Linked DNA regions of Homo sapiens: region 1 is linked to region 2. The links are chromatin loops, found by intact Hi-C in ENCODE. Cell type or tissue: heart left ventricle. All regions are shown on one strand. Links, peaks and the distances in the headings refer to the core of each region. The heading gives the core; the rest is flanking DNA. Region 1 has its middle 170 kb from the start of PRDM1. Region 2 has its middle 100 kb from the start of PRDM1.

Region 1 (16,596 bases), core at 3,046-11,045, 67 kb after region 2:
CCACAGTGCCTAGCCTCTAATTTTAATCTTTAATTTCTTCCTCTCCTTAGCCTCAACAAGCTCGAGTCTCTCCCTTCACCAAAACAAAACCTCCTCACCCAAGCTAAAATGGTTTTTATAAAAAGGACAAAAAAAGAAGGCCAGGCGCAGTGGCTCACGCCTGTAATCCTAGCACTTTGGGAGGCCGAGGCAGGCGGATCATGAGGTCAGGAGATGGAGACCATCCTGGCTAACATGGTGAAAACCCGTCTCTACTAAAAATACAAAAAAAAAAAAAAAAAAATTTGCCGGGCGTGGTGGCGGTTGCCTGCAGTCCCAGCTACTCGGGAGACTGAGGCAGGAGAATGGCATGAACCTGGGAAGTGGAGCTTGCAGTGAGCTGAGATGCAAGCCACTGCACTCCAGCCTGGGCGACAGAGCAAGACTCTGTCTCAAAAAAAAAAAAGGACAAAAAAAGAAAAAAAACAAAACAAAAAACAAAAAAACAATGGCAACAAATGGATGCTGGCAAGGACGCAGAGAAAGGGCAACATTTGCACACTGTTGGTGGGGATATAAATTAGCACAGCCACTATGGAAAACAGGATGTGAGTTCTTCAAAAAATTAAAAGTAGAACTACCATATGATCCAGCAATCTCACTGCTGGGTATATATCCAAACAAAAGGAAGTCGATATATCAAAGAGAGATCTGCACTCCTATGTTTATTGCAGCACTATTCATAATAGCCAAGATATGGAAGCAACCTAAGTGTCCATCAATAGATGAATGATTAAAGAAAATGTAGTACATTTACACAATGGCATATTATTCAGTCATAAAAAGAATGAAATACTGTCATTTGTAACAACATGGATGGAACTGGAGGACATTATGTTAAGTGAAATAAGCCAGGCGGAGAAAGACAAATGTATGTTCTCACTCATATGTGGGAGTTAAAAAAATTGATCTCATGGAAGTAGAGAGTAGAGTGATAGTTACCAGAGGCTGGAAAGTGTACTGGGGATGGGAGAATAAAGGGATTAGCTCATGGATACAAAAATACAGTTAAATAGTAGGAATAATATCCAGTGTTCAGCAGCACAATAGGACAACTATAGTTAACAATAACTTATTGTATATTTCAAAAGAGCTAGGAGAGAAAATTTGGAATGATACACCAAGAACTGATAAATGTTTGAGGTGATGGGTTTGATCATTAAACTAGATTTGATCATTAAACTAGATTTGATCATTAAACATTGTACACTTTGGCTGGGCTCAGTGGCTTACGCCTGTAATCCCAGCACTTTGGGAGGCCGAGGCGGGCGGATCACGAGGTCAGGAGATCGAGACCATCCTGGCTAACATGGTGAAATCCCGTCTCTACTAAAAATACAAAAAAAAATTAGCCAGGCGTGGTGGCGGGCGCCTGTAGTCCCAGCTAATAGGGAGGCTGAGGCAGGAGAATGGCATGAACCTGGGAGGCGGAGCTTGCAGTGAGCCAAGATTAGGCCACTGCACTCCAGCCTGGGCGACAGAGCGAGACTCTGTCTCAAAAAAAAAAAATTGTACACTTGTATAAAAATATCACATGTACCCCATAAATATGTACAACTATATATACACCCATAAAAATAAAAAAAGTAAAGTTAAAGATTAAAAAGATCACCTCCTTTTGATCTTGCTGCTTTTTTGGGCACTTGTGTTTATTTGTAAAGTATTGAAGACCTATCTACCCTTTTCTTCTCAATCCTTGCCTGCTAGTTTCTGCTCTTGATGGTGGCATTTTCTCTTTGAGATTACTGTAGTTATCACACTCTTTTCCCTCTCCTGTCTTTCTTGATCTCCAAAATCTTTAGCCCTTAGAATCTCAAGGATTCTGAGAGCTAGAGATAGACTTCGGAGGTCACTTTCAGATTATGACATGGTGGCCAAAGACGTTCAGACACTTGCTCCAGCTCACAAGCCTAGCTTGTGGCAGAACCCATGGTCAGGTCTGGCTTCCCTGAATCTCAGGCCTGAGTCCTTCTCATACCAATCATTTCCTTGAAACTTTCTCCACCAAAGTCATGAAACTGCATTTTCTTGGTTGGTCTTCTCTCTCCCTTTTCTTTTACTTTTTCTTCTCAGTCCCCTTTACTAGTTGCCTTTCCTACTGCACCTCAGGCTTTGCTCCCTGTCCTCAGCTTTTCTCTTCTGCTAATTGCATTTACATGCCTGCCATTAGCTTCCACCTCCACATTCCACCTCCAGTCCTGGTTTGGTCTGGGGCTGTGCCTCCATACTGATGACTTCCTACAAGGCAGTTCCACTTGGAGTTCCCACATCACTCCAATCCCATGGCCAGATGCTGTTTCTCCAGTTTGCCACGGACGCTCCTCCTTTTTTCTTCCTTTGGGGTAAATACTCAGATCCATCCTCTCAGCTACCTAACTTCCTCCTGTTCTTCTTGTTCTTGTTCTTCTTGTTCTTCCTACTTCTCCGTTCCTCTCTCTCCCCCTTCTTCCTTTGCCTTCCTCCTCTTCCTCCTTCTTCCTCTTCTTCTTATTCTTTTCATCGTTTTTATTCCATTTTTCTTTTTCTTTTTTTTGAGACAGAGTCTCAGTCTGTCACCCAGGCTGGAGTGCAACGGCACAATCTCGGCTCACTGCAACCTCCATCTCCCAGATTCAAGCCATTCTCATGCCTCAGTCTCCCAAGTAGCTAGGATTATAGACACCTGCCACCACGTCTGGCTAATTTTTGTATTTTTTAGTAGAGACGGGGTTTCATTTTGGCCAGGCTAGTCTCGAACTCCTGACCTCAGGTTATCCGCCCGCCTCAGCTTCCCAGTGTGCTGGTATTACAGGCGTGAGCCACCATGCTCGGCCTTATTCCATTTTCAACAGAAATGTGTTGTGAATTGTGGTTCCAGGAGCATGTGAGGCTCTGAGGACACAGTCTAGTAAGTCTTCTATCTGGCCCTTCCTTGACTTTTCTGTGGCTACAGCTCTAGCTAAGGCCCTGGTCAGCTAAGTTTGGATTCCCTGACGGTTTATTTAGTTTGACTCTTTGCTCCCTCTCTCTCTCCTATTCATCTACAGTAGTCCCCTCTTATTGGTGGTTTCATTTTCCATGGTTTCGGTTACTGGCAGTCCACCACAGTCTGAACATATTAAATGGACAATTCTGGAAATAAACAATTCCTAAATTTTACAATGTGTGCTGTTCTGAGGAATGTGATGAAATTTCTTGTCAACCTTCCCCATCCCACTTGGGATGTGCACCCCCTTTTCCAGTGTATCCACGCTATATACACTTCCTGCCCATTAGTCACTGGCATCATCTGCTCCTGACATCCAACCATTAACATCATCATGGCTTGATGCTCCAGGATCACCCGAAGCAGATGAGCCTCCCTTTGATGTACTGTGTGAAGGTCAGTCGTTGCCTAATGCTATGCCACTGTGCCTCCTTCATTCACCTCACTTCATCTCATCATGTAGGCATTTTATCATCTCACGTCATCATAAAAAGAAGGCAGGTAAGTACAGTACAATAAGATGCTTTGAGAGAGAGTAAGAGAGAGAGAGAAAGAGAGACCACACTCATCTAACTTCTATTACAGTATATTATTAAACTTGTTCTATTTCATGATTAACTATTGTTGTTAACCTCTTAGTGTGCCTAATTTTTAAATTAAATTTTATTATAGATATGTATGTATGTATAGGAAAAAAATATATAAAATACACAGGGTTTGGTACTATCTGAGGTTTCAGGCATCCACTGGTGATCTTGGAATATATCCCCCATGGTTAAGAGGGGACTACCATATACTGGTTTCTTCATATTATTATTTGCTGCTATTATATTCTATTGTCACCACATCAAGACCCAAATTCTTTATACAGTTGATCCTCCATATCCGTGGGCTTTGCATCAACAGGTTTAACCAACAGTGGGTAGAACATATTTGGAAAAATCATAAAAAATAAAAATACAACAATAAAAATCATACAAATAAAAACAATACAATAGAACAACTATTTACATAGCATTTACACAGTATTAGGCTTAACACATAATCTAGAGATGATTTAAAGCATACAGCAGCAGTGTGTAGGTTACAGGCAAACACTGAACCATTTTCTCTCAGGGACTTGGTATCCAAGGAGGTTCTGAATTTTGGTATCCAAGGAGGTTCTGGAAGCAGTCCCCCTGTGATACTGAGGGGCGATGGTAACCCACGTTAGCTCTGCCTGTGCAGTTGCTTTTCTCAGAGCCCCCAAATTCCACGCCAGGTGCCTCTACTCTGTGGCTTCCAGATGCTCTCCCTGGCTCACAGTGGGCTTTGCACCCCTGTGGACCATGTCTTGGCTTCTCTCCACTTGTGGACAGAAAGGCACCAGGGCAGTTGCTCTCAATGCCTTCTGAGGGTTGTTGTTAGGACAGGGAGCAAATAAATGTTGGGGAATGCAAAAGGCTTGAATGAAAATGATGCCCAAGATATATTGTCATTTTGACATGTTCTATTTATTTTTTATACTGAACTACCATAACTCTATTACACAAAACTCTCTTGAGGTGAAGTGGAAAGAGAAACAGGTGACTCAATGAGGAGAATTGACCTGAATATTTGCCTTTTCCATTATAGTTGAGAAGAAATATCAGTGACTGTTGGTTAGGGTTTTGGGGTCTTATGACTTGAACTAAACAAGATTTCCCCACATTTCACCATCATTTCATGATTCAGGATGCTTGGAAGGCAAGTGGTCTGTGGGTCATTGGACTGAAACCAACAAGGTGTTCTTTCTAAGAGGAAGATTTCACTATGGGTGTGACAAATCTTGAGGGTGACTGCATTTCCATGAAACCAAACAGGTTTAAGAGTAAGGAAGTGAGTAATTCCCTATGCTGCCTGTCTAGGTCTCTTTTCTATGATTGCGTCTTCTATTAGATTGATAGAGCACTGTGGTTTCTGTTGAGGTTACTATGAGATGGAGATTCATACTAGAACCGTGAGGATGTCAGAGATTTCTGAATGCACAAAATTTGGATATAGATGCTTAAACATTTTCTGGGTAAATGGCTATTCCTTTTGCATCATGTAGCAGAGACAATATATGGTCACTGCCTCTTTGTCATTTTCTGGCTTAGTCATTAATTCATTTATCTATTCAACCAAATTTTTATTAAGTAGCTACTACAGTGCAGGTAGAATGCCAAATGCTATGGATACTGTGGTGACCACGATAGAGTTTTGGCTCTTCTGATAACTCACTGAGCCAGCACGCCATAAACAAAGTGAAAATGGGGTATTCTCCATTTTCCTGATTGACCTTCACTGGGATGGTAGTTGCTGCCCACATTCTTTTCTGCTCTCTTCCCTATAAAAAGCCCTTCTCAAGTGGCATCAACTTCCATCAACTTCTTTGGTAGTGGTAGTGGTGGTGGTGCTGGTTGCACACCTCTCATGGTGAAGATCTGGGAAAGTGGAGTTGTCACTCAAGCTGGATGTCTAGTCTATTTCATTAACATGAGGCTTCATCTGATGCCTTAAGGTTAGCATTCTTTTTATTATTTTATGTATGTACTTATTTATTTACTGAGATGGAGTCTCGCTCTGTTGCCCAGGCTGGAGTGCAGTGGCACGATCTTGGCTCACTGCAATGTCCAATGTCTACTGCCCAAGTTCAAGTGATTCTCTTGCTTCAGCCTCCTGAGTAGCTGGGACTACAGGCATGTGCCACTATACCCAGCTAATTTTTGTATGTTTAGTAGAGATGGGGTTTCACCATGTTGGCCAAGCTGGTCTTGAATGCCTGACCTCAAGTGATCCGCCCACCTCAGCCTCCCAAAGTGCTGGGATTACAGGCATGAGCCACTGCGCCCGGCCAGCATTCTTAATATTCAGACAGCTCATTTGTTGCCTTTTTCCTTAGTGCCTCATTGTCTTATTCTATGTCAATAAGTTAAAATATTTTTCCTCTTAATTGTTAAAAGTGAATTGAGTGGACTTATTCTACGGTAGAGGAAGAATATAAATGACAGGGTCTGGCACACAGCAGGTGTTCAATAATTATTTGGGAAAAAGAGATGCAGAAAGCATGGGGGGAAGAAGAGTGCTTACAATGAATCAATTTTACAATTGATTAAGATATAAGTACTGTCCCTCTTTTTTAATTTACTGGAAGAAATAAAACACTGAAGAAATGAAGGATGAAAAAAGTAAGACACAGATAAATCATCCAGATTTGATGTTAAGTACTTTATATCTATAACCTCGAAATACTTCTAAAATATCCCCAACTTGTATATTAGACCAATCTTTCTCTCCTCCCTTCCTTCCTTTTATTCTTCCTCTTTCTCTCTTTCTCTGGCTGTCTCATTGCTGAGTGTTCTGTGTGGTACTTGGCTTTCAAAGATCATAGCAGTATCAGTGGTGTTTAAAAGATCAGGATCTTCAGCTACTCAGAAGGCAGAGGTGGGAGGATCACTTGAGCCCAGGAGTTGGAGAACAGCCTGGGCAAAGTAGTAATACCTCGTTTTTACAAAAAAAAAAACAAAATTAGCCAGGCATGGTGGCATGTACCTATAGTCCCAGTTACTCAGGAGGCTGAGGCGGGAGAATCAATTGAGCCCAGGAGTTCAAGGCTTCAGTCAGCTATGATTGCACCACTGCACTCCAGCCTTGGTGACCTAGTGAGACCGTGTCTTGAAAAAAAAAAAAGATCTGCCATCAGACAGACTTTGGGTCCTAATGTTGGCCCCACCATTTACTAGCAGGGTGACCCCTTGGGCAAACATTGCTAAGTCTTTGTTTCTTCATCTATAAAATGGTGATAATAACAATTTCTGTCTTGTAGAGTTTAGTGAGGGTGATGATACAAGCAAAGTGTTTGACATTTTGCCTTATACCAATAATATATATAATGTCTGGTCTTCATTCCTTATTTCTCTCCCAGAAGGCTATGTTATAGAACTCTATATACAGTGGGTGATATTCCACCAAATTAAATACATATGTTAATTGTATTTTTTCATTCTTTTAAAACATATTTAAATAATTTAAATGCAGCTGAGGATGTTTCCTTTAGCTTTGTAAGAGCATTCTTTCTGAGATGAGATTAAATTTGGAAAATGTTGATCCAGAAGAAGAACCTCTCAGCAGGTTATAAGCAAGTGATGCCACAGGGTGATAATGTGAATCTATGTTCTCATTTAGCTTACTGTGTGCTCCTGCAGCCCTTCATTAAACATAATAAATGAACACTATTGGATGACATCAGAGTTGAATTCTCAAGAATTAAATTTGCACCATTTTCTGAAGGCATTTTAGTACCAACTGATAGGTTCTTTTGGTAAATACGATAGTCCAAATCAGTTTTGGCATTGTTTTAGGGAGCCCTAATTCACATTCTTACTGCATCTCTAAGAATAGGAAAATACTTTTTCTTCTATATTGGCAGTTTGCAGCCAAGGCTTCTGCAACTTTAGCATTCTTGCCAGTAATTATTCATTGGTCCTTTCCAATTTTTTTTTTTGTTTTTTTTTTTTTGCTTAGAATACAAACCTATGGGAAAAGATCCAACACCACAGTTGTTACTTTCTCAGTAGAAATGCTTCAAGTGGATCATGAGACCAAACTGAAAGGATATCTCCTTAGAAGTGTCCTTGTATTGACAAAAAGTGAGAAGCGAATCTCAAAAGAGAAAGAAAATGATATTCTTAGTGCTGAGCTCAGTTTAGTTGAGGTTTGAATATTCCTAGCCTCATTTTCTGGTGAAAGTTACTTTTAAATTAAAGAGTAAGATGCCTCTCTCATACCCAGTGGGATTTGCAGAGTCAATCGGTACATCTATATCAGGAAATTCTATTCTAGCTTTTACTGTGCTGATGAAGAAAACATCTTTCCAGATGGATTTCTGTTTATACAGCCTTTAACATTTTTACTTGCACCCAGTTTGTCCCATTGGCAGTACTTCCAGTTCTAATTTTCAAGACTTGAAGCTCACAATAGTGTTTATAGAACAGGAAGAGAAATGGCTCTTTTTTTGTGAGAGAAAAGAAGCTTCAAAATTCCTTATTACTAGGGATATTTTTAGAAAACTTAATAAATAGTACCGATGGCTTGTCAATGGGATTTTCAGCCTTTTATTATGAAAAGTTGAAGAAATTATGTAGTCAATACCCATGCACCTACCGTCTATATCCTACGATTAGTGTTTTGCTATATTTACTTTATAACATATCTATTTACCTCTATCCATTTATCAATCTATATCTATTATATTATTATTATTGATTGGGCCCCTCCCTTCTCTTCCCTTCCCTTTTCTTTTTTGAGTCAGTCTCACTGTGCCACCCAGGTTGGAGTGCAGTGGCGCAATCACGGCTCACTGAAGCCTCAACATCTTGGGTTCAAGCAATCCTTCCACCTCAGCTTCCTGAGTAGCTGGGACCACAGGTGCATGTCACCAATGCCCAGCTAATTTTTACATTTAGTTTTGAAGATATGGGTTCTCACTATGATGTCAAGGCTTGTCTTGAACTCCTGGGCTCAAGCAGTTCTCCTCCCTTGGCCTTCCAAAGTGCTGGGATTACAGGCTTGAGCCACCATGCCCAGCCTATTATTGTTTGGATGCATTTCGAAGTTATTTACAGACATTAGAAATGATGCTCTCATTTTTGAATCATAGATGATACCATCTGGTTATTTGACCAATAGTATATGCTGTATCACATAGGACTAGGTTCAGCCTCAGTTAATAAAAAAAGAGTAGCTTGATGTGTTTTTAAAGAGTCTTTTTCACCCCCTCTGGTAAAAGAAGGCTGAAGGTAGGCATTCAAGGCTGGTACAGTGGTTCTGACATCATCAGTGGCTTAAGCTCTTTCTATCTTTCTGGTCCACTATCCTAGCATGTGGCATTCATCCGCAAGGCCTCTCATGACCCAAGATGGCTGCTGGAGTGCCAGACATCTCATTTTCTAACAGCAGGAAGGAGGAAGGGGATAAAGGCTTCTTTAATGACCTATTCTAGAAGAACAAGCAATTTTATAATCAACTTGTCTAGCTCCAGGAAAAAAACCAAATGGATAGAATTTTATGGGAATCATATTTATAAATGAACTTAGGAAAAATTGACATGTTGATAATGCTTGTATTTTATTAGCCAGAATATAGTCGCACTTGAAGGCTGAGAAATATATTATTGCATATTCCTTTGATGACAATGATGATGATGATTATTATTATTGAGACAGGGTCTCACTCTGTCAACCAGGCTGGAGTGCAGTGGTGCAATCATGGCTCACTGCAGCCTCAACCTCCCAGGCTCAGGTGATCCTCCCACCTCAGCCTCCCGAGTAGCTGAGACCACAGGCACATGCCCCCATGCCCTCTTAATTTTTGTATTTTTTGTAGAGACAGGGTTTCACCATGTTGCCCAGGCTGGTCTTGAACTCCTGGGCTCAAGCGATCCACCTGCCTCAACTTGCCAAAGTATTACAGGTGCAAACCACTATATCTGTCTGTCCTTTGATTATTTGAGTAGCATATTTATTTCAGCCATTTCCCTTTGTTGGGAAAAATCAAATGAGTTGAGGTTTCCTACCCTAGCACAACTGTATGGGTCTTGGGTTACTATTAGAGACAATTGTGGAGGCATACAAGGTGACTTCAAATGTTTTCATGTGGCCAGGTGTGGTGGCTCATGCCTGTAACCTCAGCACTTTGGGAGGCCAAGGTGGGTGGATCACTTGAGGTCACAAGTTCGAGACCAGCCTAGGCAACATGGTGAAACCTGTCTCTACTGAAAAAACAAAACTAAACAAAAAATTAGCTGGGCATGGTGGTATGCGCCTGTAATCCCAGCTACTCAGGAGGCCGAGGCAGGAGAATTGCTTGAACCCAGAGGCACAGGTTGCAACGAGCCAAGATTGGGCCACTGCACTCCAGTCTGGGTGACGGGATGAGACTCTGTCTCACACATACACACACACACACACACACACACACACACACACACACACACACACACACAGTTTTCATGTAACTTGGATTAAACAAAATCATTTGCTCAGTAAATTTGTTGATTATTATGTTGAAATAATATCAAAGTGGTACTTGTATAATAGGATGATCATAGTGAAGTCATCAAAACACAGTGGTTCAAGGCCAAAGGACTAGATGGTCAGCCTCCACTATCCTCAGGGAAACGATCCCCAGAGCTACAAAGGTTAAGAGTCTGCTCTCATGATGTCAAAAATCCTGAGAATTATTCTTAATAGCTTTTAAAGGCCTTGTCTTTGAAGAAGAAGCTTCATTTCCTGGAATTTAAAATGATTCATACCTGGAGAGGTCTTGGGCTGGCAGAGAAGGGTAAAGCTTGATGATATAAGATGCCCACTGTCATTAGGGTATGTTTGAGGCATTCATGTGAATGCATTTATTGTGAAATGCTCCATGCACAATAAAGAGGGAAGGCAATTTTACTTTTACGTTCAATAAATTAAAATAGCTACCATAGGTAGAAAAGTTAAACCATGCTGACATGTTTTTGACAGAAGAGTAAAAGTGTCCAAAATAGGGATTTCTTCTTATCCTCAACCCTTCATTCTCCAATAATTTGTGTTTTGAAATTAAGAATTAGTGTTTTACATACTGCTCAAAGCAATCTACAGATTCAATGGAATTCCTATCAAATTGCTGATGTCTTTTTCCAAAGAGTTAGAGAAAACAATTCTAAAATTCATATAGAACCAAAAAAAGAGCCCAAATAGCTAAAGCAATCCTAAGCCAAAAGAACAAGGCTGGAGGCATCACATCACTTGACTTCAAATTATACTACAAGGCTATAGTAACCAAAACAACATGGTACGTACAAAAATAGACATATAGATCAATAGAACAGAATAAAGAACCGAGAAATAAAGCTACATACTTAAAACTAACTGAACTTCAACAAAGTCAGCAAAAATATATAATGGGGAAAGGACTCCCTATTCAATAATGGTGCTGGGAGAATTGGATAGCCATATGCAGAAGAATGAAACTGGACCCCTGTCTCTTAACATACGCAAAAATTAACTCAAGATGGATTAAAGGCTTAAATATAAGACCTGAAACTATAAAAATTCTAGAAGAAAACCTAGGCACAACTTTTCTTGACATGGGTCTAGGCAAAGAATTTATGATTAAGACCTCAAAAGCAAATACAACAAAAACAAAAATGACAAATAGGGCTTAATTAAACCAAAAAGCTTCTACACAGCAAAAGAAACAACCAACAGAGTAAACAGACAACCTACAGAATGGGAGAAGATGTTTGCAAACTCTATGTCCAACAAAGGACTGATATTCATAATCTATAAGTAATGCAAGCAGTTCAACAAGAAAAAAATAACTTCATTAAAAAGTGGATAAAGGATGTGAATAGACATTTCTCAAAAGATGTACAAGCAGCTAACAAACATGAAAAAATGCTCAACATCACTAATCAGAGAAATACAAATTAAAACCACAATGAGATAGCATCTCATACCAGTCAGATGGCTATCATTAAAAAGTCAAAAAACAACAGATGTTGGCGAGGATGCAGTGAAAAGGGAATGCTTATCTACTGTTGATGGAAGTAAATTAATACAACCTTTATGGAAAACAGCATGGAGATTTCTCAAATAATTAAAAATAGAACTGCCATTTGACCTAGCAATCCTAGTACTAGGTATCTATCCAATGGAAAAGAAATTGGATATCAAAAAGACACTTTCACTCGTATATTTATCACAGCATTATTCACAATAGCAAAGTCATGGAATCAACCCAAATGTCCATCAATGGATGATTGAATAAAGAAAATGTGAGATATATATATATATATATATATATATATATATGAATACTATGCAGCCATAAGAATGAAATCATGTCTTTTGCAGCAACATGGATGGAGCTGGAGGCCATTATCCTAAGTGAAATAACTCAGAAACAGGAAATCAAATACTGTATCTTCTCACTTATAAGAGGGGGATAAGCAATGGGTGCACATGGACATGCAAAGGGAAATAACAGACACTAGAGACTCCAAGAAGGAGGAGTTTGGGAGGCAGATGAGGGCTGAAAAATTACCTATTGGGTACAGCATTCACTATGTGGGAGATGGGCACACTAGAAGCCCAAACCTCACCATTATTCAATCTATCCATGTAACAAACCTGCACATGTACACCCTGAATCTATAAAAATAAAAAAAATTTAAATAATTAGGGTTTGGGCATATAGATTGTTTTGAAAATATTAGCTGTGTTTATTTCCTTCCCCTTAATAAAATATTCTCCCTGAGTTCTGCCTGCAAACTGTGTCAGAATGATCTTTAGAGTTTGGTATTTAAACCTGAAACAGAAAACAGAATAAAGAATTAACTATCGGCCGGGTGCAGTGGGTCACACCTGTAATTTCAGCACTTTGGGAGGCCAAGGCAGGCAGATCACAAGGTCAGGAGTTCAAGACCAGCCTGGCCAATATGGTGAAAACCCATCTCTACTAAAAAAATACAAAAATCAGCCGGGTGTGGTGATGTGCGCCTGTAGTCACAGCAACTCGAGAGGCTGAGGAAGGAGAATCGCTTGAACCCGGGAAACGGAGGTTGCAGTGAGCCAAGATCACGCCACTGCACTCCAGCCTAGGCGACAGAGGGGGACTTCATCTCAAAAAAAAAAAAAAAAAAAAAAAGGAAAAAAAAATGCAAGATTAGGAATCTAGGGAAATGATGAGGATTATTATATCTTTGCTAGAGGCATATAATGAAATTATTATACTATATAGTAAATCACATAAAATAGGAAATAATACCATTTATTTGCCTTGAAAGATATACAAGTCCTATATTGACAGCAAATGTATTATTGCTTCTAAGTCACATGAGACCTAAATATTCCTGCCTCAGCCTGGGTTCCTAAAAAAGCAGAGTCTGAACCAAACTTATAAGTGCAATTATTCCAGGAGGCACTAGAGAAGGAGGGAGACACAAAGCAGATGTGTAATATAGAGTCAATCACCCTGTGGGCCACTGGTACTTGATCACCCTGGGTCTGCTTGAGAAACTGATTGAAATGGTTTTCCATTTCATTTGGAGGTTGCAGGGGGGAGAAGATGGAAACATTTATTAATCAGTTCCTAACCCCATTGGTCAAAATTCCACCCCAAGTGTGTTAAAAACCCCTCTCCCCAGACTCAACAGGGAAGCCCTGGAGTGGGAGGCAAGAGGCTTGTTTAAGGAATGGTTCTTTGGGTTACACTTATGTGAGGTTGATTGGAGTCTGTGCAAAACCAGTCGCTACAGTGGTTTTTGGAATAAGTGAAAGGTGGGGCAAAGAGAATCTGATACAGGGCACAAAAGGTATCACACACATCCTTCAACCTTACCATCTTATGGGGACAATAAATTTACATTAACATAATTACCAGAATCTTGCTGCCTCCAAGCTCCAGCTAGCTCACTTGGGAACTCCAGGACTTTGCACAGACTTCCTTCCCCAAGTGTTGAATAAGTCCACAGAGGGTGCCTAATAAAAGCTCTGATGGTGCCCCTGACTACAAAATTCCTGGCTTCTGCTGTACTGCCAGTTCCTTATCTGACTCCAGAGCTGGCAGTCCTCCTGCTTCTCCTCAGGAGTTTGGCATTCTCTTGCAAAGTGGGAAGAATGTTGTGCCTCCGGAGAATTGCTTGGACCTATGGAACATTATAGAACTTAATGAGCCTGCACTTTCCATGCATAAGGCCAGTGAACCCAGCCACCGTGCATCCCTGGGGTGCTTGTGTGCCTCTAGGAGAGCTGGGGAAAATGATTGATGTGCCAGCTGCCATGCCATAGTCAGGACTCACCTCTGCTCAGGAGCTCAGGGTCTGAAGGGCATTGTGGCTGGCATGGCTGGTTTTTCACATTACTTTCCTTTATAGTTAACTTCATTTTCGGGTGTGTGTGTTTGCACGTGCACTGGTTTCTCTTCCTCTCTTTATTCTTCTTTATTTTCATTCCTTCCCTGCCTCCACCAAGTCTCCCAGATATGTCTCAAATATCTAATTCTCAGCCAGGGGCATGGCTTGAGATTTTCTCCAGGATTCTCCTTGGTCCTTATGTAAATTATGAGGGCAAATAGATACTTGGATGGGATTTGGATATCGCCAAATTCCACACGCCAGAGACACATGTATCTTGGCTCTGGCCCAGGTGGGATCTAATCTGTATCACAAGTTATATATCTTATCTCTACTATCCTAAGGACTCTATGGATCATTCCATAGATGAAGCTGAATAAAATCCTTATGAATATGTATAGTTGACCTTTGAACAACATGGGGGTTGGGGCTCTGACCTCCCAAGCAGTAGGAATCTACATATAACTTTAGACTCCCCAAACACATAACTACCAATAGCCTATTGTTGATTGGAAGACTTATTGATAACATAAACAGTTAACACATATTTTATATGCTATATGTATTATATGCTGTAGTCTTATAATAAGATAAGCTAAAGAAAAGAATGTTATTAAGAAAATCACAAGGAAGAGAAAATATGTTTACTATTCAGTAAGTGAAGTGGATCACCATAAAGGTCTTCATCCTCATCACCTTCATGTTCAGTAGGCTGAGGAGGAGAAGGAAAAAGAGGGGTTGGTCTTGCTGTCTCAGGGGTGGCAGAGGCTGAAGAAAATCCAATATAAATGGACCCATGCAATTCAAACCTGTATTGCTCAAGGGTCAACTGCATTTAATTTAGAACAGAACAAATCTTTTCTTCTAAATGCAGATGATCCAAATTCAAAGAAAAAAAGAACATGTATTTTACCTTAAACACTAGTAGACTTAAGTTAGGTGAACCACCTTAAGTGTGTATCAGCCAGCCTAGGCTATGTCTTTGTGACCTGAGGGATAGAGGAAAATAACAAGACTTTAACATTCCTACTTTGCTGCTGGAGAATTTGAGGCACGAGAAGCTTCAGACATAGCCTAGCACAGTGGTTCTCAAACTAAATCTTGCATCAGAATCACTTGGAGCGCTTGTTAAAACAGATTGCTGGGCCCCACTCCCACATACTCTGATTCTGTAGGCCTGGGGCTGGGCCCGAAAATTTTCATTTCAAATAAGTTCCCTGGTAATAATGACACTGCTGGTCCAAATACCATACTTTGAGAACCGCTGGTCTAGTAGCTTCAGCTTGAGATCAGATGACTATTTTGGTTTCTTTCTTCCAGGCTAGATCTTGTTTCATGGCACTTTCTCTAGTAAAGTTGGCGCTTAATAAAGCTGATCATTTTCAAATAGATTTTAATTGTGTACTTTTGGCATTAATAGATAAAAGACCAGAAAGCAGGTAGTACATCCAAATCCAAACTAGAGGAAAGTATTTTTTGAAAGAACTCTTAGTGCTATATATCAGGATTTGGCAAATTACGGTCCGTGGGCCAGATCTGGCCTACCATTTTTGCAAATAAAGTTTTATTGAAACACAGCCATGCACATTCATTCATATAATGGATGGTAGGTTTTGTGCTACAACATCAGAGTTAAGTAGTTGCAACCAACAGAGGCTGTATTTACTAAAATATAAAGTATTTACTTTACAAAAAACGTTTGCCAACCCCTGGTCTATATGTCTTTCTGAGCAACTCTTGGCTGATTTAGGGAAGTTTTCTCTTGAAACCCAGCAGTAAGCAACATCAGTTTACATTAGCAGATATGAAACTCAGATCCTAACACTTTCTTCCGCCCTCCTTCGATCCTTCTCCCTCAACATGGAAAGTGGCCCAATAAGTGAAATGAAACTTGGCCTGATCAGCGATATTAAGAAAGTGGAAGGTGAAAGTGTTGACATCTGCTTGTATTTTGTAGCCCCAGCTTCTCTGGCAGCATGTGACATGGTGAGAGTGCTCTGGTCAGCTAGCCGTCTCACGTTTTGTGGAAGATTGTCTGGTGTTATCTGACCTTGGTTGGATTTATGTCTATGAAGATGTGTGGTTTGACAAAAGATCTACATCCCTTTCTACATAGTGGCTTGCTAGGTGAACTCTTCCTTCTTTGACTTTTGACAATTTCAGTAAATTTGAGTGTCTGTTGTATATTCGGTATCTGTATGTACACATTGATAAACACATCTGCATATTTTGGGGCATATGTTTAAATCATGGTAAAACACACATAACCTAGAAATTACTGTCTTAACCATTTTTAAATGTACAGTTCAGTAGTGTGGTATTTTCACGTTGTTGTGCAACAGATTTCCAGAACTTTTTCATCTTGCAAAACTGAAAATCCATCCCCATTGAACAACTAACACTCCATTCCCTCTTTCCCGTAGCGCCTGCCAGTCACCATTCTATTTTCTGTCTCTACGAATTTGATTACTCTAGTTACCTACATAAGGGGAGTCGTACAGTATGTATCTTTTTGTGAGTGGCTTATTTCACTTATATAATGTTCTCAAGGTTCATCCATGATCTAGCATGTCAGGATTTCCTTCCTTTTAAAGGCAGAATGATACTCTATAGTATCATATGTATACATCACATTTTTTTTATCCATTCACCTGCTGACAGCCCCTTGGGTTGTTTCCGCCTTTTGGCTATT
Region 2 (16,596 bases), core at 3,915-11,914:
CCCGAGATGCCAGCTAAACATCCCTGAAGTCTTTGTAAGAGAACCTAACCCAAAGTTAGGACTTCAGTTCCTTTAAATTAAGATACTGAGTTATGCATAATTAACGATTCCAGTAGAGAAACAATGCAGAATTATTTTGAAATATTGTAAAAGGAGGGTCGACATGTGCGTCTATCTGCCCAGTTTTGCGAGAGCTAAATGCCACTCACGGGCCCCCTCTACCAAACCGGGAAGAGTGGCGACAGCGGGACTCCTTAGGTCATGTCTTGGGACCCAAAGGTTTCGGACTCCCTCCAACCATCCTTTTGGAGGAAGGAGGCTTACAGCTCTAACTCCCTCCCCAGCAAACAAACCAGAGAGAACTGAGGCCCTATCTTTCCTGGGCCCATCTGGAGACACACGCCTAGAAAGCAAAGCTCTTTCCCGCCTACCTAGTAGGTAGCGGTTGACGAGTGATTGTGCACAGTGTCCAGGAACTCCCAGGCTAAGGGACGTCCAGCTCTCGAGGTTTACAGGCAAGGGGGACCTGAAGTGGAGGGAGGTGCATTGTTTCCACATGGCGTTTAGGTGGTAACAGCCCAAAATATAGCTTTCATTGAGAGAGAAGAGCTACCCAGGCCCAGCTCTGCGCGCGGCGAGGGCCCGCTGGGATTGGGCGGACGCGCGTCACGTGACCGGGCGCCGTGCCCTGGAGCCCCGCCCCTCCCTGGCGCTCACTCGGCGGTGCTGCAGCAGCCGGGATTAGTCCCACTTTCACTTTCTGCACTGGGGCTTCACACCTGAGTGATATTGTTTTGTTTTCTTTTGTTTTTTGTTTTGTTTGATTTTGAGATGGCCAGTACAAAAAAGAGGCAGTCCAAAGAAAAAGAGCTCCATGCGTTTCTGGAAGGGGGTGATGAGCCGGGGAGGTCGGACGGGGGCTGTTCAGGGTCCGCGCTCCCGGGAGGACGAGGACCCGGAAAGCAGGTGTTTTCCCCATTGCAAGGGCAACACTGAGCTCGCGCGTCCACAAAACGTTCTGCGAAATTGTAAGGGCCTCCAGCATCACAACCAAAAGTAGAAAGTAGTAGGGGCTTCACCCTCCGAGCGCTGACGTGGTGATTTGTTTCTGAAGAAGGACTTGCTCCAGGTAGTTTATTAGGGTAGCGAGAGCGAAGGGCCACCAAAGCTGGCTTGTCATCCAACCTAGGAAACGGCACTCGCTGAAAAAACAAACTCACGATGGCTTCCGTCTCACCTCTAACCTGTGGGGGACTGGACTGGACTCAGTTCAGTACGAGTGCAGGGAGAGGGCTGCGCGCCAGCTCTGGATGAGCCCAGCCAGCGGTCCTATGTCTGTACCTGTCCTTATCGCTTATCACTAACCGCCCTTATCAGTCATTATCGCGGCTGGTCACTGACTAAAACATTCTTCCATAGTCCTAAATAAGTTCACCTATAGAAAGAAACCATTCCAGATCACTAACATGAGCTTGGCCCATTCATTTGTTCTTACATTTATATAACAGTGTTATTTTACATGTTGCACATTTTCCAGTGCCTGACTTACTAGGTTCTGAAGCACAGCAGCAACCTGTGAACCAGTCAGGCTCTTTTGCCTACGGTGACCTTCAAGTGTCCATCTGTAACAAGTCAGGGCAAGTTGCAATAAATAATTGGATCTTTGAAAGGAAAAAAAATGGTTTGTTTTCTCCTCTCTAAAAAGATTTCTCCAACACCTGAAAACTTTTAGCAAGTTGCTCAAACTTTAAGACTTCTGGGATTTTTTGTTTTTTTTTTTTGTTGTTGTTGTTTATTTGTTATTTGTACACTTCAGAGGGTAAGAAGAAACCAGGTAAAGTGTTGACAGTTGCCTAGCACAATGACTGGTACAAAGTAAATGCTCGATAAATTATTATTGTTAAAGTTAAACAAGTTATGCTTCCTCCTGTGTGTAGTTTTAAGTGACAATATAGTATTGTCCATTCTTCCATGCTTTATTTTTATATACAGGTTTGATTAGGGAGAAGGGAAAGCTTATAAAGCAATTTGCTTCAATCTTTGGTCGTGATAGTAACTTCCACTAACTAATTACACATCATTTTGAAAGTATTTCCTCAAATTTGTTTTGAATATATAATATGGCCTTTGAATTTCCTTAACTTCTCCCTTATACTTTTACAAAATGAAAGGGTATGGTCTTATCCCACTAGCTATTTCACAAGCAAACATGGTAACTCTTTTGGGGGAAGAGATTATTATTTTCTCTGGGAAGTTAGCTGAAAATCTACCAAAAAGTGCAGTCCAGAATAAGAATTAATTAAATAACCAAAAAGATCATTTTTGTTTTGCTATCTGGAAAAAAATGACATAGAATAGATATGTAAAATGTTAATTTTAAAATATAGCTGTTTTTTAATTCCTGCTTTTGGAAGCCAATTTGGATGGTTGAAATGAAAGTTGTTTTCCCTTTAAAATTAATATAATTATCACTAGGTCACCTAGAAAGAATATCTCTGGTCTAAACTTCTCTTCTGTGCTCCAAATTCCCTCTTTCACAAATGACAAAGAAACCGCTTGGATATATATGGAGCTAAACTCATCACCTCTCCTACCATTCTCCCTTTGGACATTCTAGATCTTACTTAGTTCAACCTCCCAGTCATCCATACTACAAACCTGGAAGCCATGCTCGAATCTTCTCTTTTTCTGCCCTCCACTTTAAGTCAGTTATCAAGTCCTGCCTGATTTAAACTCCTAATTGTGCCTCAGATATGCCCCTTCCCTTCCTTTCTAATTCCTGCTGCTCCAGTCTAGGCCTTCCTTGTCTTGCTCCCTGGCTCCCTTGCTGCAGCAGCCTCTTCACTGTAAGCCTCTGCCATTATCATTTCCTTCCAGTCCTTTGTTGAGTGACTTATCTGAAAAGCAGATCTGGACATGCCACTCACCTTTATAGGCTTCCTATTACTTACCAGATAAAAATCTAAGCTCTTTACCACCATTCTAAGGCTCTGTACCTCTCTCTGGCTTTGCCTTTCTCTCCTTCCTGCCCTGACTTCACATTCTAGCCACACTTCATTCATTCATTCTACACCACTGTGTGCTAGCTACTGTCCTAGCCACTTGGGATGTCTCAGGGAAAAAAAAGCTAAGATCTTTGCCCTTGTGGAGCTTATGTTATGGGAAGGATCACATCAGTAAACAATAAACATAAGTAAGCACAATTGATAGGACGAGGGAGGGTAATTCTAGATAGGTTGGTCAGGGTTGGCTTTATTGAAAAGGTGACTTTTGAGCAAAGATGCAAAAGATGAGGCAGTGAGCTATGTGAAGAAACAGAGGAAAAATATCTACACCGAGGGGACAGCCCGTGCATATCCCTGAGGTAGGAGCGTGCTTAGCATACCCAGGAGAGGCAAAAAGAGAGCAGGGAGAATGACAAGAGATGAGGGCAGAGAGACAACAGGGGAGTGTGCCTTTGGACAGGCCCTCATTAGCCATTGTATTAAGTTGGAGACTTTGTATTTAATGGGAAGCCAACTGCTTGTGGTGGTCACACTCTCCCCTACAAGTTGTGTTGTTCAGCCCTATGGTCTTTAAAGACGTGCTGCTTTTCTTTGTATTGCATCCCTCTCTGCAGCTGAGTTTCTGCTCCCATAGCTCCTTGTGATTATCTCTGTTATTGTAGTTGCCATATTACTTAAGAATCTTACATCTTGAGGGAGGATTTTGGTTTATTTTTGTATCCCCAGTGCCTATAGCAAGCCCTCAAAAGCTTAGTGAATGAATGGTAATGTTTGTTTGTAGAGTACCTCCAAATATCAGGCGTATATGTTTATTAATTCTTAAAACAACCCTACAAGGGAGCTCTGTTGTACCTATTTTACAGAAGAGGAAATGAAGTTCAGAGAGGTTAAGTAACTTATCCCAAGTCACACAGCTGGTAAATAACGGAGCTGGGTTTCAAACTCAGCTGTCTGGCCAGTTGCTACCCTGCACTATTCACTAATGAGACTTCCTCACTAGATTGAATAAACGAGATGGAAGGAATTTATCTCTGGTTGTTTCTTGCCCTTGGCTTCTTTGTGCTTAAAAAAAACCCCACTTATCATTTCTCCTAGGTCTATTCATTAATTCATGAAACATTTAATAAATACCTACTGTATGCCATGTACATCGAATACATTGCTGAGCAAAACAGATCTATTCCCTTCCCTAGTGGAATTTATACCATAACAGGGAAGATCCAGAACTGTATAAGCAAGGGCAGTAAAGTGCAGTCATTGCTCTGATGGGGGAAGTACAAAGGGCTGCTGAGCTGTATACCATTATAACAGTAGCGCCAAATTCAGCCTGAGAAGGCCATATGGTTGACAGCATCTGTCCTGGAGGAAGATAATTCCAAGTGGAATGTGCCATTGGTCCTAGAATACTGAAATTCAGAAAGTGAAGTTATAGTTGTGAATGAAAGAATCCCCTATGAACTTGTATAAGGTAGTAGGTATTATATAAACTTGTAAAGAATCTTGTTCTATCTTTGCTCTATTCATTTTTTTCAAATTTGGCTAATGTTAGTGCCATTTTTCCAAATCTGATTACAATCTTTATGTGTTTATAAAGCATAAACTTTTTAACCACTGTTTTTAAATTTTTATTTGATAAGTTATTTGTCCTATTTATTTGCAAAGAGAGAATGCAATGCATCTGTTTTAGTAGGTAAGACATTCCAAAACTATGAAATCTGAGGGCTTATTCAAATTATTTTGTTCCACTGGAATTTGGTGGTATATTGCATCATTGGCTGGAGTTTGGTAACTTGTTACAGAATGTATTTTTTTTATTATGCTGATGGGAATGAAATTTAATGTTTGCTCACTTTTAATTAGTGCTCAATGGAAGAAATAGCCCAGGAAACCATGAAAGGTGGTGTGACTGAGACAGGAAGAAGCCAGGCTGGAAAACCAGAGACCCATATTCAGAAAGTAGCATTTTAGTGCTTTCTAGCTGGTGGAAAATTAATAGGTTGTTCTCTACAGATTTCCCCTGTTTTTCAAGTGGGAATATTGTATTTGCTACCATAATAACTCTAATATATGACCTGATTTTCAAAATTAAAAATTTAAGCATGAAAATAGTTACTCAGACTTGAAACTGGTGGTGGCAACAGAGCAGTTGTTTTTAATAAGAAAATGATGGCGAAGATCAAAGAAGAGCAGGATCAGGATGTGGGAGTGAGTCTCTTTATTGTAAACTGCTTTGGAGGGAGGTGAGAGATGGAGATTAGAGATGATGAAGACCTTTCCTTTTGGTTTCTCTGATCTAGCCATGGATGATGAGAGTCCCTCTGGATGAGCGTCAAAGAAAAGACATGGTTAAATGGGTAATAAAAAAAAAATCAATGGCCCATAAATGCTAAGTGTTTTAAGTTTAAAATTTTCCCTCAAAAAAAAAAAAAAGTTTAGCTATTCAGTTATTGTCTACAGCTTGTAAAACACAAGTTTCCCTAATGGAGCAAGTCCAGCAAGTCTTGGTTGTAGAAAGAGATAGGACTATCATGAGAATTCAAAGACTCCTGGCAAATATATGTTTTAAGGTTTTAAGAAGTTCCCCAGAGGAGAAAATATGCTGAAAAAAAAAATAGTCATAAAGTGCTTTTTTATGTTAAGAACAAAAAGACAGGAAATGTTTTTTCCCCAAATATTGTTGCATTTTCTCCATCTGGTGAAATAAAATAAGACAGATATGTTATTCTCCACTGTTACACAAAAACACCAGCAGCAGGCCGGTTAGATAGTGGATAGCTGCTGTCCCTGGTGCACTAGGTATATCATTACTGTCCCCCCACCCCACATAAACAAAACAAAAGAAAACAAAACATCCAGAGTATGTACTGCTTCTCTGAGGCCATCAAAAGTTCTTGGCATATAACATAGAAATTTCTTGGTTAATAGAATAACAAAATACAAAACTGTCATCATTACGTCTAAGGAAACCTTCCCTGTTTGCTAACTTCCTTCCAAAACATTTTTGCCCTAATTACATTTTTGTTGGTGGTTTGGAGAGGCCAGGACAACCCAAGGGGATGATTTCATTCTAATTGCATCTTTCCTTTCCCAGGAGGTCTGTGTCCTTTCATATCCACCAAACTCACTTGATCCCTTGATTAACTGTTGTCCACTTGTTACTGAGAAGAAACAACAATCCAAACAAGCTCTGTGAGATTGACTTGATTTTTTTTCCCTGCTGAGATCACAAAACTTGTATGCCAGTTCTTATCCAGGGCTCCAGGTGTGATAGGGGAAGGGTGTGTGTGTGTGTGTGTGTGTGTGTGTGTGTGTGTCTGTGTGTGTGTGTGTATGACTGTGTGTGGTGTGTGTGTGTGTGTGTGTGTGTAGTGGAAGGTATTACTAGAACGCAGAACATGTATCCCAAAGTGTGCTTTCGGGGGGCTACTTTCCATAGTTTGTACCCAATTTTAAAGAGATTAATGACCCTCAAATTGTTAAGATCCACTCCCCATAACATCCAGGTTAATTCCTCCATTGTTGCCAGACGTGGGTTCTTGCTAGGCCAGGGTTGCTGGAATGCATTGAAAAGTCGTTTTAATGAATTTCTGCAATAATCTATGATCTCCCCAGCAACTGCCCTCGGGATGTCATCCGCAGGCTCTGGCAACAGTGTCCAAATGCAACGTCCTTCTGAGCTGACCCCATGTAGCCGCGTCCGGGGCGAGCAAAAGCAGGACCTCGGTCCGCAGAATGCACTCTCCAGATCACACAGCGCCCGACGCGGTCTTCCTGGGGTGGCCTGTGTACTGGAAAACGGGGCCCCATTTTCCCCCAGAAATCTGAGGGATTGCTGTAGAGGGAAAAAGGGAATTCGTCTCTTAAAAAACATCATAAAAGAAAGGGCGCCTTTCCCCAGGGCATTTACGCGGGTGGGCAGAAGCCGCGCGTGTGCCCGAGACTTGCAGACTAGAGTCAGGCAGGCAGGTCCTTCCGTGCCTCCGGACTAGAGACCCCGCGTCCAGGCAGCAGCATAGTCACGCAACGCATCTTCGGCCTCAGAGCTCGTCCAGGAAGGACTGCGGCCCAGAGGACTCAGCTCCGGCGGGAGAGGAAGCGCTCTGGTCGCTCCTCCTCGCTTCGCTTGCGGTTAGGAGAAGGTGCTTGCCTGAGTCCGGAGACCCGGCGCCCTGCCCAGGCCCCAGGACAGACCCACCATTGAGGCTCGCACTATATTCGGTAGGAGGGTTTCCCTCCCTTAAGGGCAAGATGAATTGACAGCGTTCACTCCTGGCCGGCGATGCCACTACCATCTTTGGATCCATTAATTCTTTCTCTGAGCCCCCGTTTTGTACCGGCATGGCACTGGAGATGTGAAGCGTCTATGTAGATAGGACAGTGTGTGGACCTAGGTGAAGTGCTGGGGAAAGTCCTGAGTAGGAGGAACCAGCAAAAGAGCGAGTTTTATGGGCTCTTTTCTCTCACTGATCCAAGATTACTACTCCCTAAGGGAGTGTTAGCATCCCCTTTGACAGAGGGGAATATGGACACCCAGAGAGATCAAGTGCCTTGGACCATGGGGCTGGAGCCTGTGGCTGTCCACTGCCAAACTTAGCTTCCTCCCAGCTGCCTCCAGTGAAAAGGCTTAACTCTGTCCAGGAGAGTGGGCAGAGATCCAACAGAGGAAGCAACCGTGAACCTGGGTGTGTCTGGGTGCGCTTCTCTTTCGCTCTTCAGTCTTTGTAAAGTGGGAAAAGTAGGAGCATACCTGGGCAGGCTCTCAGACCTCTTTTTTTTTTCTTTTTTTAAGTATCTACCCTCACCGCTTATGTTTTCTCTTGCAGTCACCAGCTCCTACAGCCTGACCATCCCCGAATTAAAAAAAAAAAAATTCAGCCTGTACTTCTTCCCTAAACTCCAACCTTGTTTCATTTATTCAACTGCCTACTTGATATTTATCTCCACTTAAATGTCTAAAAGAACCTCAAATTTATTTATTTATTTATTTATTTATTTATTTATTTATTTATTTGAGATGGAGTCTCACTCTGCCACCTGGCTTGAGTGCAGTGGCACAATCTAGGCTCACTGCAACCTCCACTTCACAGGTTCAAGCAATTCTCCTGCCTCAGCCTCCTGAGTAGCTGGGATTACAGGCACCCACCACCACACCTGGCTACTTTTTTGTATTTTTTAGTAGAGATGGGGTTTCTCCATGTTGGCCAGGCTAGTCTCAAACTCCTGACCTCAAGTGATCTGCCCGTCTCAGCCTCCCAAAGTGTTGGGATTACAGGCGTGAGCCACCAAACCCAGCCTCAAATTTAATTTGTTAGACGCTTAGCCCCTATATCTGCCCCATCTTCAGTGTTCCCCCTTTAGATTAAGAGCAACACCATTTTTTTCAGGAGGTGCTCAAGCCAAAAACCTTGGAGCAGCCCTTGGCTCCTTGATCATACTCCAAATGGAGCCTGTTGGTGAATGCTGTGCCTCTACCTTCTGTGTATATCCAGAATCTGACCATTGCTTACGACTTCTTCTCCTACTGCGTGGGCCCACACCATCATCCTCCCTCACCTAGGTTGCCAGGACAGCTTCTTGACTGGTATCCATGCTTCTGTCTTGTCCCCCTTTACAGTGCATTCATTCTTAGCACAGCGGCCAGAGTGATTGTGATACATAAAGGAGCTCAGAATCCCTCAGCGATTCCCCACTTCACTCAGAGAGTAAAAGCCTAACTCTTCTACCTCCTGAGTGACTACTGCATGTCTGACCTTTTCTGCTTTCTCCTTGCCCATGCCCACTCCTGTCTGGCTACACTGACCCTCCTGTTTTTCCTGCCTTAGGGCCTTTGCACTTGCTGTCCCCCCTCTGCCTGGAGCACTGTTACCCAGATAGGCATAGTTTGTTTCAACTTTTTGCTCCAATGTCACCTCCTGAGTGCAGCTTTCCCTGACCGCCTATTTAACATTGCCACCTGATCCCCTCCTTTTCCCCTTTCCCTGCTTTGTTTTTCTCCATGGTATTTAACTTCCCATATACTACATTTACATTATCCCCCTCTTACTGCTTCTGTCTCTCCACAAGAATGTAAGTAATATATATGAGGGCAGGGATTTTCTTTTAAGTAGCTGTATCTCCAATGTCTCAAACAGTGCCTGGCACATGGAAAGCACTCAATAAATATTTATTTTAATAAAATGGGGAAAGGGAGTGGCTCCAGTATTTACTAGCTCTATGACCTTGGACAAGTGATTTAACTGCTCTAAAGCTCAATTCTCTCATCTGTAAAATGATGATAGATTCTACCTTATAGGGTTATCAATAAGTAAATACACATAAAACACTAAGTACATAACACAATAAGTGGCAGTTGTTTTTACTGGTATGTGATATTGATAGTATATGCAGGCCAGACTTCTGTGTATATATGGTTTGTACTTTACCTTCCTATCTTTTAGAAGCCATTTCTCCTGTCTACTTGTAGCTGCACAATGTAATTAGAAACATAGCAGGCCAGGTGCTGGGGCTCACATCTGTAATCCCAGCATTTTGGGAGGCTGAGGTGGGCAGATCACTTGAGGTCTGGAGTTTGAGACCAGCCTGGCCAACACGGTGAAACCCCATCTCTACTAAAAATACAAAAAATTTGCCAGGCATGGTAAAAAAAAAAAAAACACCTGTAATCCCAGCTACTTGAGAGGATGAGGCAGGAGAATTGCTGGAACCCTGGAGGCAGAGGTTGCAGTGAGCCAAGATCACACCACTGCACTCCAGCCTGGGCAACAGAGTGAGACTCTGTCTCAAAAAAAAAAAAATGTAGCATCCAGCTCAAAATGTCTCTTTGTTACTGATATTATTTGTATGGTGTCTCAGAATTGTGTGGTCACTGTTACTCTCAAAAGCTTAAAAAAAGTTGGTTCTCTGAAAAACCACTTTTTGCTTAGTTTGTGTCAGCAGCATGACCTACATTTCTCATCATCTTCCATGGAAAGGGGGAAGTGGAAGTTAGATTCCTTGAGAGAATGTGAATTATCCCCCTTTATGACTCTATTGGAAATTTTTTTTTCTTTTTGGCTGAAACAACAGAAAATTATTTTCTCAGGGTTCTGGAGGCTGGAAGTCCAAGATCAAGCTGTCAGCAGGTTTGGTTTCTTCTGAGGCCCCTCTCCTTGCCTTGCAGATTAGCCACTGTCTTGCTGTGTCTTCACATGGCTTTTTCTTCTCCACACCCCTTTCCCCCACCCCCACACATATTCCTCATGTCTTTTTCCAGGGAAATTCTTCTGAAGATGTACAAGGATGGGGCTGCAGGGTCCTGGGGGTTGGAGAAAGCAGCACTTGGCTTAAACCAATACAGGCTGGCGGTGGTGCTAGAACTGGGCTTCCTTCCAGCTACCCTGCCTGTCTCCTTAGGTATATCTCCCTAGGGAGGACTCACTTGATAACATGTTTGTGTGTGACAGGATTTAGTGAGGGAAACTGGAGCTCCCTCGTGCTCTTCCCTCTGGCTAGACAGACCACCTTCTCCCCTGGCTCCCTGTCACCTGGCTTTGCTCACTGTCCACCTTGTTTAAAATCGCAACTGCCCCACACTGCGCATTCTCACTCCCGCCCACCGAGTCCACACCCATGCAAGCTCCATGAGGATGGCAGTTTCTCTCTGTTATGCCTCTGCTTTCTTTTTTTTGAGATGGAGTTTCTTGTTGCCCAGGCTGGAGTGCCATGGTGCCATCTCGGCTCACCACAACCTCTGCCTCCTGGGTTCAAGCTATTCTCCTGCCTCAGCCTCCCTAGTAGCTGGGATTACAGGCATGCACACCACGCCAGGCTACTTTAGTATTTTTAGTAGAGACAGGGTTTCTCCATGTTGGTCAGGCTTGTCTTGAACTCCGGACCTCAGGTGATCCTCCCACCTCGGCCTCCCAAAGTGCTGGGATTACAGGCGTGAGCCACCTCACCAGGCCATGCCTCTGCTTTCTCCATAGTTCGAAGGGCAGGGCCTGGCAAAACATCACTGTGAAATTCTTGTTAGTTGCACGACTCCTCTCACCGAGCTTATTGAATTCTACCAAGCAGCCCCTGACATTCATTGAGCAACCCCCGTGCCAGAACACTTTAAATGCATCATCTCATATTCTCACAACAGCCCTCTGAGGTAGACGTTATGATGATCCCCACTTTGCAAATGAAGTGAAGACCAGTGAGGTTAAGTAACTCGCTCAGGGTCGCGCGGCAGCTGACAAATGGTTGAGCTAAGGACAGAATCCAGACAGCCTGGGTCCAGGGCCTGAGTTTCAGTCTTCCTTGGGAAGGTGGGTCTCAGGCAGCATCGGGCGCAGCAGGCCTGGATCCTGCAAAGTCCGAAAAGGCTGGTGTCCTTCCAAATCCTTTCATCCCTTCCGCGGCCACCCGTGTGGCCCTCGCCGTAGTGGAGCTGTCCCGAAGCCAGCGCTGGCCTAGCGTGAGACCCTCAGTCAGCCCAAGAGGACAAGCAGAGACGCGCCTTCTCCGACGCCCTCTGTCTCAGAGTCCCTCCTGGTGCCCAAACAGCTTGAATTTTCCGGATAGGAATGGCAGAGCCCGTGGCGTAGGTGCGCCCCCAAAGGCCCCGCAGGCCGCACCCCTGCGGATTTCCCCAGCGGGACTTGGCCACCATTCGGATCCCCTTGGAAGACCCCGACGGAACAATCGCGTCGATAAGGAAACTGGAAACCGGGAACTGGGACTCCGGGAACCGAGAACCCGATTGCCCCTGGCCGCAGGCGTGCCGTGTGAGCTCCTGCGCACGGTTCCCGGAAAGGCGAGGAGGAGCGAGCGCGCCGGGCCGGCCCCCAGAGGGTACTCTCGGGTACCTGCGCTCCCACCGCTACGCGGGGCCGCCTGGCTCCTGGTTCTCATCGTTCTTATGCTTAAAGTGGAAAATAAAAACAACTTGGAGATGGAATAGTTCAGTCGGTGAGTCCGTTTTTCTCAATCCTTGCGGAGATGGAATCCAATCTTCCGGCTCTACCACCCTGCGACCCCGGATTCGGGGTCCCTGCCCGGGGACCGCCCGCATCCGTCTGGGAATACATCCACTCACCACAACTTCTTGAAACTCTTTCAACGCAGGAAGGCAGAGAGGATAATTGACAATTTCATTGCACAGTCACCGAATTCATAGCAGTTTTTGGTCATTTTGTTGTGATGGGTTTTATTTTCAGTCACGGGATACCGAAAGCATAACAACTCATTCTGTGGGTTTCTGGTAAAATCTGGAGGTTAAAATACCTGAAAATTCTGGTAATCTCTATTCTGATGAGTCAATTAAAAAGAGTTCGTTTACCCATCACAGCCAGGTAGAATCATGAAAAAAAAAAAGAAAGAAGGAAAGAAGGAGAGAGAGAGAGAAAGAAAGCAAAAAAGAAAAAGACAGAGAGAAAAAGAAACTCAACTTCTGCAGTTACGTTTGGAAACTCAAAACTCAGCTCCTATGTTTTCAGTTGCAAATTAGAGTTCATATTACTTGCCTACATTTGCCTTACGGAGAAGTTTGTTTCTGAACCAATATTTGCTCAGGTTTTCTTCCCCAGACATAAATGGCATCATGGAGTCATTAAAATAAAACTAACAAACATAAGACCCAACTGATTTATGTTTTTTTAAATGTTAGTTATTGAATCTTGTACTCTGAGTTGATGTTTTTTAAGAAGGTTTACTTTAAAATGAATTTTAGGCCGGGCGCGGTGACTCACGCCTGTAATCCCAGCACTTTGGGAGGCCGAGGTGGGCGGATCACGAGGTCAGGAGATCAAGACTATCCTGGCTAATACGGTGAAACCCCGTCTCTACTAAAAATACAAAAAATTAGCTGGGCGTGGCGGTGGGCGCCTTTGGTCCCAGCTAATCGGGAGGCTGAGGCAGGAGAATGGCGTGAACCCGAGAGATGGAGCTTGCAGTGAGCCGAGATCGCGCCACTGCACTCCAGCCTGGGTGACAGAGTGAGATTCCGTCTCAAAAAAAAAAAAAAAAAAAAAAGAAAGAAAAGAAAAGAAAGAAAAAAAAAGAAGAAAAAATGAATTTTGGAATAAAAAGTAATTGAGATTGGGAGGCCGAGGGGGGTGGATCACGAGGTCAGGAGATAGAGACCATCCTGGAAAACATGGTGAAACCCCGTCTCTACTAAAAATACAAAAATTAGTCAGGGGTGGTGGCAGGTGCCTGTAATCCCAGCTACTTGGGAGGCTAAGGCAGGAGAATCACTTGAACCCAGGAAGTGGAAGTTGCAGTGAGCTGAGATCACACCACTGCACTCCAGCCTGGTGACAGCGCAAGACTCCTGGAAAAAAAAAAAAAAGTAATTGAGATGTTTGGCAACCTCATGGTAAAATATAACAGTACACCAAGGATGAATTTAGCTCTGTTTCTTGCTCCATTACTCACTCACTTGACGTGGCCTCTGACAAGTCCCTTCACTGTCCTGGGCCTCAGGCTTTCCAAGAGGATCATCTTTACCATCTACCTGCCCCTGGGGGTGTCGTAAGGGTTAATGAGATATATGGTGAGTGCTTTGATTCTAGGGTGAATGACCCTGTACAAATAAAATATGATTACATCTGAGATCCATCTTTGATTCATCTGAATAAATGGGCCTTCCCTTTATGAAATCTTCCTGTTAAATTTTCAACATTGGGTTGTTTGGTTTTAAAACTCTATGCGTGGGCATTCTATCGCTTAACACACCATGTAAATGTCCTCAAAAAGTTATACTAGCATGTTAAGGGAGAACTTCTATTTGTTCATAGATATCAAAGAATTAATTTTTCTCCTTAAATCATTCAATGTATTTATTCAACAAATGTTTACTGAAAATACACTTTTTCTGAGGACTTCAAGAGGTTCAGGGAATGCTTACAAGGAACAATCTTGTGTGTCTCCAGCTCCCAGGCATTGTGTTATGTGCTTTATGTGTATTAGTTCATTTACTTCTTATAACAACTCACTGAGATGCAGGTACTGTACCGTGATTACCTGGTGTATCGAGTGCAGGCTGAAGAGTTTCTGTGTAATTCAGTAAGCAAAATATTGAAGACTTTTGAATCAGGGAAGTGACATCAGCAGAGTAGCATAGTTTTGTGAGGTCACTTGCAGCAACAAGGAGGTACTTTTTTAAAACCTCTGATGGAAATTTATGGTCACTTCTTTTTTCTTTTTAAGAAGAAAAAAGATTTGGCCAACACTGCCTCAGCAAGTATGAAATTCAGCTATCTTGCAGTGTTTAACATCCTTAGACCAGGTCATCCCAGAGTTGAGAGGATGGATTAGACAAAAGGTAAATATAAGCAAAATATGAGCACTTAGTTGGAATTAGCCAAACATCCAAAAGTATAACTACCCCTCACCTCTGCACTCCCCACAAAAAGAAACAGAAGAAATGCACATAAGCTTTCATGTGGTCACTTCCTGGTTTTTAGAAGTTATCTAAAAGGCAAAATTTTAAGAAGCATATCAGCGGCATTGATTTGAATTTGTCTCAAGTGTTAAAGTGATATCTAATCACTTCCAGGTGTCATTGCCATACTAAGGCTCTTTTTTAAATGGTGTATTTGAATTATGAACTTGCAGATTTTAGACAGGAAGAAAAGGCAATACAATAGAGTCTATAGCTATATAGTTCATAGGCAAAATTTGAAAATTGGAGAAGTTTATATTCTTCACATAAGAAAGAGGTTCATATCCCCTTATTTAATGGGGAAAGAAAAAAAACCTTGTGGATTAGGCCTATTTTGCATGAAACACAAAGATGTTTTATCCATCCTGGAAATATAGTCTACCAAATGATGACTTGTGATGTTGGACAGAGAAGAAGAAACAAATTGAACCACAAATACAGTGTGGATAGTTAGGCCAGCTGCAACAGATTGCTGAAAAAGTTCACTATTTATACTATAGTATTATGGTGTTATACATTTGCTACATGTTGACAATGTGCTAAGTCATCAGTATGATTAAAGCGAACACCCATATGCTTGGTTGACAGTGTCCTAGTTTATAGTCTTAGATATACAACACTGACACATACACACATATTACAGAAGCAGATGTATATATGGAGTACAGCAAGTGTTGAATGATTTAGATATACAGGAATTAGTTCCGGTGCTTTTCATGCGCAAGAGAATAGAAAGTAAGATATGCAAGTCACATATTCAGAGAAAGCATTCTTAGGAGAGTTAGAGGAAACTCCTGTCTTGCTTACAGTTACTTAGTTGGGAAAGGATTCTTGAGAAGGAGCCAGAGATGGGGATTTCAGAGTAACAAAATCACAGTATGTTAGAATTGGAAGAGTCTTCAGAAGTCAAAATCTAGCCGGGCATGGTGGTTCACACCTGTATTCCCAGCACTTTGGGAGGCCAAGGCAGGTGGATCACCTGATGTCAAGAGTTCAAGATCAGCCTGCCAACATGGCGAAACCCCGTATCTACTAAAAAAACAAACAAATAAAAAATTTAGTTAGGTGCGGTGATGCACACCTTTAATCCCAGCTACTTGGGAGGCTGAGGCAGGAAAATTGCTTGAACCCAGGAGGCAGAGGTTGCAGCGAGCTGAGATCACGCCACTGCACTCCAGCTTGGGTGACAGAGTGAGACTCAAAATAAAAAGTGAAAATCTAATTCATTTTATGAATAAAGAAGCTGAGGGCCAAAGCCCTTGAATGGTGAATTAGTAGCAGATCTGGACTACAATGTAGATGATCACCCTCTGATGCTCCGGTGTTCTTCCATGTCAAAGTTTTTTTGTTTGGTTATTTGTTTGTTTATTTGTTTTTCTGTTTTTTGTTTGTTTTGGTTTTACTTCTTATAAAAAATCTTAAATGCATACAAAAATAGAATAGTACAATGAACCTTCATATATATTGCCTAGCTTTATGCCACTCTGATTTCATCTATTCTCTCATTTTCATTTTATTTTTTTCTGGAGTATTTTAAAGCAATTCCCAGCATCCATATTGTTTCTCCCGTAATTACTCCAGGATGGCACTCTAAGTGATAAAGACCTTGCAAAAACATAACAACCATGCTATCAGCACACTTAACAAAATTTACAATAAACCTTAATGTCATCTAATACCCACTTTTTATTCACATTTTCTCTAACAATCTGAAATATACATTTTTACTGTTGATTTGTTTGAATTGGCATCCAAATATGGTCCACATTTTGCATTTGGTTATTATGGTTCATAAGCCTCTGTTATTCTGTGACAGCTCATTCTCCTCTGTTTTGTTTGTTTGTTTTTGAGACCGTCTCCTCGCTCTGTCGCCCAGGCTGGACTGCCTGCAACCTCTGCCTCTGGGGTTCAAGCAATTCTCCTGCCTCAGCCTCCCAAGTAGCTGGGATTACAGGCACGTGACACCATGGCCAGCTAATTTTTTTGCGTGTTTTTAATAGAGACAGGGTTTTGCCATGTTGGCCAGGCTGGTCTCGAATTCTGGTGCTCAAGCAATCCTCCCACCTTGGCCTCCCAAAGTGCTTGGATTACAGCATGACCCACTGCACCACGCCTCATCTGCACTTATTAAGTGGAATAATTCTTTAAAGAACTTTCTCTTATCTACTTTTTGTCTCCTTG

What was found. A loop is a pair of places that touch in the nucleus more often than their neighbours do. Peaks named below come from ENCODE experiments on the same cell type or tissue, not always from the same donor. Only the 100,000 strongest peaks of a DNase experiment are listed, where the experiment ranks them.
Region 1: a loop joins it to region 2, with 3 times the contacts of the local background. A loop is called at or near these places in 4 of 110 quality-filtered maps.

The regions. Positions count from the first base shown.
Region 1 is chr6:105,908,506-105,925,101 of GRCh38, reverse strand. No RefSeq gene overlaps it. Among named protein-coding and RNA genes, the nearest start is that of PRDM1, 170 kb to the left of the region's middle. In heart left ventricle, for the core only: no CTCF peak of the experiment used is centred there; no DNase peak of the experiment used is centred there; H3K4me3 peaks cover 192 bases; H3K27ac peaks cover 1,193 bases.
Region 2 is chr6:105,976,686-105,993,281 of GRCh38, reverse strand. It overlaps a transcript of PRDM1 not described here. Among named protein-coding and RNA genes, the nearest start is that of PRDM1, 100 kb to the left of the region's middle. RefSeq lists an enhancer at 1-36 and a silencer at 567-776. In heart left ventricle, for the core only: no CTCF peak of the experiment used is centred there; DNase peaks (open chromatin) are centred at 7,101 and 11,751; H3K4me3 peaks cover 980 bases; H3K27me3 peaks cover 7,742 bases.